Linked DNA regions of Homo sapiens: region 2 is linked to region 1. The links are chromatin contacts, found by Hi-C or POLR2A ChIA-PET in ENCODE. All regions are on one chromosome and are shown on one strand. Each heading gives the region's core, a stretch centred on a gene start or an enhancer-like site at or near the end of the contact. The rest is flanking DNA. Distances are from core to core; before and after follow the strand shown.

Region 1 (3,447 bases), core at 911-3,410:
CCAAGTGTGGATCAGAAAAACTCAGCTATTCAGACTAGGCTTGAGCCCAGAACATGATAATTCAACACAGTAAGAATTCATGACTGATTCTGTGTCATGCAATTAGCAACTGTGGGCTTTCTGTCTGAGAATCTTACGGCCAAAGATGCCTGGCCCTCAGTAACACTTAGCGCTGTAAATTAACCAGCTATCACGGGGAATCAAATCATGGCCACTGTTGTCACTCTTGACATTAATCCCATACTTAATTATGCCCAATTTTATGCATCTAAGTAGCCAAAAAAGAAAGTTTCTAATAAACATCTGATTAACGGTAAGACAGTGATATAAAGCGTAGTGCAAATAACCCTGGATTAGGGTGGGTGATCAGCAAGAGCTTTTCGCTCTGAATTTCAGGACAAGTAACACAACCTCAGCATGTTCTCCTTTACTGTAAAAGGGATACGTGTTATCACCCACGTAAGACTGAAGGAATGTAAACTATTAAACCAGTATTAGAGTTCTTAAATGGGTCAAGTCATAATCATTCAAGTGTTCAATTTTTTTTTAACACCAACTGCACATAACAAACTTCTGAATGTCCAAAACTTCCTGAAACATTTACGTCATTTTTCGTTCATTAAAAGGGCAGGTTAAGCCTGGGCCACATGGTGAAACGCCCTCTCTACAAAAAAAAAAAAAAAAAAAAAAAATTAGCCGGGCATGGTGGCCTGCACCTGTAGTCCCAGCTACTCAGGAGGCTGAGGTGGGAAGATTGCTTGAGCCTGGGGAAGTCGAGGCTGCAGTGAGCCGTGATAACACCACTGTACTCCAGTCTGGGCAACAAAAATAAAAATAAAAAAAGGGCAGGTTAGTTTTTCGCCGTATTTAATACTAACAGTATAAAAGAAGAGTATATGTTGCTCTAGGCCTTCTTTCGGGTCATAATCATTTAAATCTCAAAGTATGTGTCTGCATTTAACATGAATGAACTGTGCTAATGCCTGATTACCTCAAGTCAACTCAGAATCATCACATTAAGTACTGAACGCAGGGAGTTAAATGCCCTCCCAAAAGTCATGGAGCACAGACAAGGCCAGAAGCCATGGAGACTCCTGGGTGGTGGTGGTGACCTTGAGTCCTATTTACCTTTGTGCATTTCACAGGACTTCTCAGGACAATGTCTCACACATAGCGGGTGCCCAGTGAACTTCTGAAACACCATCCAGGGTCTCAGAAGGCTGCCTGATGCTCTAGTTCAGGTATACCATATAGATGAAACACTTCTCAGCTACAATAATTTCAAAAGACTGTAGAGCACACACTAATCAGGTACGAGAGGTGACAGCTACCTTAAAGACCACCAAGTGCTGAGTATTTAGTAAACACTATACAAGTGAGGACTTCAAGGACAGACTGGAGGAAGGCGGGGGTGTGCTCTGACGAGGCCAGGACTCAGACAGCGTGGGAAGGGGACACAGTTGGCAGGCGGTAACTGCGGGCGAAGTGAGCGTGCTATCGGGCAGGGAAGGCGGGGTGTGTGGGACTTGGAGGGGGCAAGTGAGGACTACTCGAGGAGGGCGGCCAGTCCGCGCTGCCGGGGGATCGACGGCGGCCCCTTACCCGGACGTCCGGCCCCTCCACCAGCTTGAGGGCCTGCGCCTCCAGCAGGTCGGCCCGCAGCTGCACCAGGAAGCGCACGCCGCCGTCCAGCTTGCTGATGTGGTGGAAGAGGCCGCGATAGCGCGGCACCAGCGCGTAGCGCAGCCGGTCCTCGGCCTGCAGCAGCACCGCCGCCTCCCGCTGCTGCTGGCGCAGATGGAGCACGCCGGCGCTCTGCTCCGCCACCTGGCCGTGGTCCACGCCGAAGCCCCGCGCCAGGCGGCCCAGCAGTTCGGCCCGCTGGGCCGTCTCGGCCAGCCCACCGTAGAAGCTCACGAAGTCCGCGCACTGACCCTCGGCGGGCGCCGGTGTCTTCTCGCGCAGCTCGTAGGCCGGCGTCGGCGGCACCGCGCGGCGCAGCAGCTCGTCCATGGCCCGCTCCAGGGCGCCGGCCGCCTGCCCGCTCGCCAGCCGGGGCCCGGGCGGCCGCGGGGGCAACCGCAGCGGGAGGAGACGCCTGGCCGTCAAGCCTGGCCCGAAGCCTCGCATGGTGCCCCACAACAGCTGCCGAGGGGGAGCGCCGCCGCCGCTGCCGCGCTTCCGGCTTCCGGCGCGCGCCGGCCCCATTGGCCGAGGCCGCGAGCCCGGCTGGGGACGCGGCCAATAGGAGGGCGGGGCGGTGGGGGCGAGGCGGCGGGGGCGGAGCGGCTCTGGCGGCGGCCGGAGGCCAAGTGTGGCTAAAGGTTACTGCCCCGCGGCTGGGCTGCCTCGGGGCCTGCTCCCGCGCGGCTGGCGGCTTGTACTCCGGTCCTAACACCTGACCGCCTAAAGGCACCGGCCCAGCCCCTCCTCTCTTTCCCGACTGCACTGCACAAGTGCCGCCTCCTCTCTAGATCCGAGCGCCTCCAGCCTCCCGGTGCATCAGAGTCACCTGGGAACTCCTGCACCGGAGGATTCCTGGGCTCCGAAATCAGAATCCTAGAGATTCAGATTCAGTGTGTCTGGGAGGAGCCAAGGAATATGCTTGCTTAAGAGGTGTTTGTGGCAATCCTCTGGCATGGTAGGTAGCCTTTGTTTGACCCCTGCCTAGGCACTCACCATTCGCGTCAGTGTCTTACACACATGACGCTCAGAGCCACAGAGGTTGGAGGGGTGTGTGAGTGTGTGTGGAGAGAGAGAGAATATGTCTATATGTATGGATGTATGTACACATACGCACGCATATACACATACATATGTATGTAAAAGAGACATGGAGACAGAGAGACTGATGGAAAGCCATACCCTTGAGCAAATGCCAGAATGAGACAAAGAGTTTTCTTTGAAATAGTTTTCAGATAATTGCAGTTATCAAGGCATATTTATTTTGTCCTCTAGAAAGATAGGCCTGAACTCTAGTTCCCCCTCCTTCCCCAATCCATTACAATCTGTAGAAGAGAATGTCACATACCAGCCATGTCTCCCACATGCAAAATTGCAGGAGGCATTAGGAACACAGTGGGATTTTGTTCCACTCTGATGGAAATATGGCATCTTTGGTTGGAGGGTGAGGGAGCCATGTACTTGGTTGACTATGTCTAGGTGCTAGGATTTCTATAGGTAGAACCCTTTGGTGCAGGTCTTGCAGTATAAAAGACACCTGGAGGTAGTTCTGTATGAGGACAGCCTTTGCTGGGTGTGTCTCATCTTATGGGGCACGAAGAAAGTACGTTTGGCTCATTCTGCCAAGACACAGACACACAAAACATTCTGAAAGCCTAGTGGTGGCTTTTGAGGACACCTCTCCATTCCTCTTTTCTAAGAAGTGGTGAAACCATATTGCCAGCTGGCTAAGGGAGTTGGTGGGGTCCAAACTCTGGTGTTTGT
Region 2 (3,853 bases), core at 1,284-3,783, 190 kb after region 1:
CAAACCCACGGGATTTCCAACACCAAAAGGGAACCCTAATTTGCACTATGGCCTCTGGTGATCATGACGTGTCAAGGTAGGTTCATTAGTTGTAACGAATGTCCCAGTTTGGTGGGGGATATTGATTATGGGGGAGGCTGTGCATGTGTGGGGGCAGGAAGCATGTGAGAACTCCCTGTACCTTCTGCTCAATTTTGCTGTGAACCTGCAACTGCTCTAAAAAACAAAGTCTATTAAAACAAAAAAGTGGGCAAGTCTAAGTTTTCCTAGCTTTATGGAAAACAAAATGAACTCAGCAAAATGGAAGACTGTACCAAGAAGATGACATTAAAGGTAAATTGCATATACTGGGGAAAGATTTTAACAATATCTGATAGAATAGTCATCAAATATGGAGAGAAAATTACTGCAAAAGGGGAGGGTAGTGGACATCTGTTGTTTTTTTCCCCACCCAGGAAGGCATTTCGTCTTCCTTCACTTTGGTAAAAACACCCTAATTGCTATGACTCCACCCTTGTCACACGCTGTTGTCAAGGTTGACCATCCCCGAGCTAGGAAGTGGGCCCTGACCCAAGCCAAGGCATCACAATCTCTCCCAACTCTGACTCCTGGCCTGGGCTGACAGTTGGCACCGAGCATCAGACTGTCCACCAGGGCTCCCCTGAGGGACCCGCCTGCCTGTCAGCGACACACAGCCCTCAAAGACACTGTTTTTGCATTCGTTCTTCAGAGTTAATTTCTATTGCTTGCACTCAACTCTAATGGATAAAAATACCATTTAAGACACAGGATAGTATTGGAAAATGCATTTTACTAACGCTGCTGCTGCTGCCAGGAAGGAGACTTACCAAGACCTGGTACTTACAAGCCCCAGGATCCTGGCTCCCTTACCGCAGCCAGTATAAATACTCGAAAATGCTAAAACAAACAACTGCCTGAGGAAATCCTGGCACCACCTGCCAGGGTAAGGTCAGTGAGGATAAAGTAGATGGATTCTTGCAAGCGAAAAACAGCTGTGAATGAAGCATTATCCAAACCCTGATCAAGTAAATGGGAACGTTAACCTCTGATGGGAAAATAGACTTTGCGTTGGCCATAAGTAACTCTGCACTATGTACGGGAATAGCCCAAGTGATTATTACACAGAGCTTAATATTTATGCCAGCATGAACTCATAGCAATAAAGCTCCATTTCATATCTTTTGTGGAATAAGGTGGGGGTATTTATGAGCAAAGGCATGCATGAACGAATGAAGAAATACTCTAAATGATAGCAATAAAACTCTTACTCTCGAACCTAGCTACTGCTTTATCCAATCCTAGCTGGAAAGTCCTTGCTCAGCAAATAACAAGTACCTGAGCTCGCAAATGATGTAAAGAAACAGATGGGCAGAGGCAACACACTCAAGACTTTTCCTTTCTCTTAAAATCACAAGGGAAATAGATAAAGGTAGTTGGCAAAACCGTTAATTAGGAATTAAAGATAAAGACCCATTCTCATCGAAGATAGATGAGTATCATCAGAACCCTCTCCTTCAAGCAGATTAAGAAGGCATTTCCCATTTCTGTCTTCTATAGAAAAGCTACTAAATGTAAAACAAACACATCCAAAGATGCCAGGATGTCAAACATTTTGCCCATTTAACTCATGAATATTCAACAGTTCCTGAGTCTGTCTTGTGATAGTCATATGTTACAGTCTCTATAGACAATGTTTTGAAACTGTCCCTCCTACTGATAGCTGAGAATCCAAGTCAATAGGTAAAAGTCTTTAGCTTTAGTTACAGAGGTAGAAAGCATCACATGGTTAGTTACTGAATGTTTGCAGAACATTCCTTTGTGGGGCAGAAACAGTTTCCCCCAGGCTTACCAAATGCCCTAATGAAAACACACTTGAGCTCACTGGGGCAGCATAGCTAGGTATGCGGTCACTTCAGAAGTATGCTTCACAGTGTTTTGTTTAATTTTTATGCCAGCTATCTATGACCGAGAGCGTAGATTTCATTTCTATTAAGTATTTCTACCGATAATAAAAATCAATCTTTTAGGGACAGGGATATTAATAGCACTTGGGGCAAGACACTAAAGCAACGTGATCCTCTCTACATTTCTGGAAACTATAGAAGGGGTCTAAAGTGCCATTTACTATCGTGTGATTTGCAGTGGATGGGATTGTTGTGGCTTCTGCGGCATCTATTTTCACTTCTTCCTGTAAGACCACCTGATTTGGCGTAGGGCAGCCCCCCCTCCACTCACTGCCCCAGAGTTTTGGATGGGGCCAGTGGCCAGCGATGGGTATAGGGTGGGCTAGAGATCTACTCTGGACAAGTGAGCATGAGCCCAGGAATTTTGGAGAATACTGGACAGGCATTTCTCTGGGGTGCAGAGCTGGGGAGCTGTAGACCCAGAGCTACTGCTGGCCTTTTGAAACCTGACCAAAGCCTCTTTGAGAGTAATGTTGACAATGAGGAAGGCAGTCAAGAGGGAGAGAGATTCCTGATAGCCCCACCCTGACGGCACATGCAGGGCTGACGTCACTGGCATGGACTGTTTTGATTGGCTGGTGTCTGCTCTTAACTGTTCTAATTTGAATATTTCCCACAAACCCTCAGATCGAGTTCTGGTTAAAACCACATCCACCCTTGGATCTCCCAGTTATGTGAGATACATCAATTCACTTTCCCCACCCCCATTCTGGTTTGAGTTAGGTTTCCTTTTTAACTAAAAGAGTCCCAGCCGATAGATGAACATACCATTTGTGAGAGGTAAAGTTAAAGAAACACGTCTTTTTACCTACAAATTTGAAGAGGAAATTTTTTTTTTTTTTGGTGACGAGAAAAGTTGAGAGATGCAAATATCTACCTACTTGGTTCGTGTTTTCCCCCTTCAAAATCTCCCTCCCTCCCCAACTCTGTATAAAAGAATGCAATGCTCATTACAAACCAGTGTGGCTTTGTCAAAAATAAGTCGGACTCAAAGAACCTCATTGGAAAAATGTGGGGTGGGAGGCCAATGGCAGAAGATGAGGTGAGCTCCCTGGTGGAGTAACCATTTCTGGTGTGTGCTGGATTGGCACACTGTCATCTATCAATGCGTCCATGAAGGACCCCAGCCCGTTAGACGGAGAGAGGGTTGGAAGAATCCTCAGTGAATGAAGTGCAGGCAGCTGCTCCTTTCCCAGGTTGATCTGTTTGCTGCTAGGTGGTAGAGATGGAGGCTCAAACACACAGCTCCCTAGCTACTGGCTTGAACTATAATCCATACATTAGTAAAAGGCCTAAAGTGCTCAGATCATTTTAAACAGGGATATTTGGCCAGAATTATACTAGTATTTGAAAGCAACAGAGCTCTCCACCTTAACATTTCTTTAACGTGGCTCAGAATCGTACTGTTACTTCAAAGTCACTTTGCGGAACATTTTTACTACTTTAATAAAAATCCAGGTGATGTACCAACAAACTTAATAGGGCTGAATTTTTAGAGAAGCAATGCTGTTTTACATACTCCTCTATGCTTTTATTAGTGTGTGACAGCACATGGCAGATATGATGTTGTGTGGCGAGCTAAACAGAGAGTCTAGTCACTTAGAGGAAAACAATGTCTGTAATACTGAAACTCAAGTGGCAATATGGTCTTTTTCCAGAAAAGGATAGATGTGTAGACAAATTGAATAACATAAGTAAAATATAAAATGTTGCCTCACATCTTGCAACCAGGCCTCTTTGCCTTGCTGGCTTGTACAGGTACAGCACCTGTGCTTCTCCAGACCTTGAGGGGTGCTCCTGAAAACATGAAATCAAATGCAGGGCGCAGAGCATGCCCTGATGATTCTTGCCCTGGGATATTTCCTTCT

Evidence for each region. Hi-C counts contacts between places; a loop is a spot of excess contacts on that map. ChIA-PET counts read pairs that join two places held with the same protein, here RNA polymerase II (POLR2A).
Region 2: a loop to region 1 is called in a map of ascending aorta, with 2.1 times the contacts of the local background. The contact joins the enhancer-like site here to the promoter of MLYCD in region 1. A Hi-C loop is called at or near these places in 1 of 168 maps with a recorded cell type or tissue (ascending aorta). POLR2A ChIA-PET finds 5 or more read pairs at or near these places in 2 of 52 experiments (GM12878 and HEK293).

The regions. Positions count from the first base shown.
Region 1 is chr16:83,897,828-83,901,274 of GRCh38, reverse strand. MLYCD (malonyl-CoA decarboxylase) reads right to left here and starts at 2,160. Exons shown (of 5, transcript NM_012213.3): 1 at 1,603-2,160. The coding sequence starts at 2,130. RefSeq lists silencers at 1,491-1,660, 1,961-2,390.
Region 2 is chr16:83,712,484-83,716,336 of GRCh38, reverse strand. The region is part of intron 10 of CDH13 (cadherin 13); the gene reads right to left. Among named protein-coding and RNA genes, the nearest start is that of CEDORA, 59 kb to the left of the region's middle. Within about 2 kb of position 2,533, at least 4 of the 41 ENCODE cell types and tissues checked have a DNase peak (open chromatin) inside an H3K27ac peak, as active enhancers do; they include ascending aorta, where a contact is called at or near this core.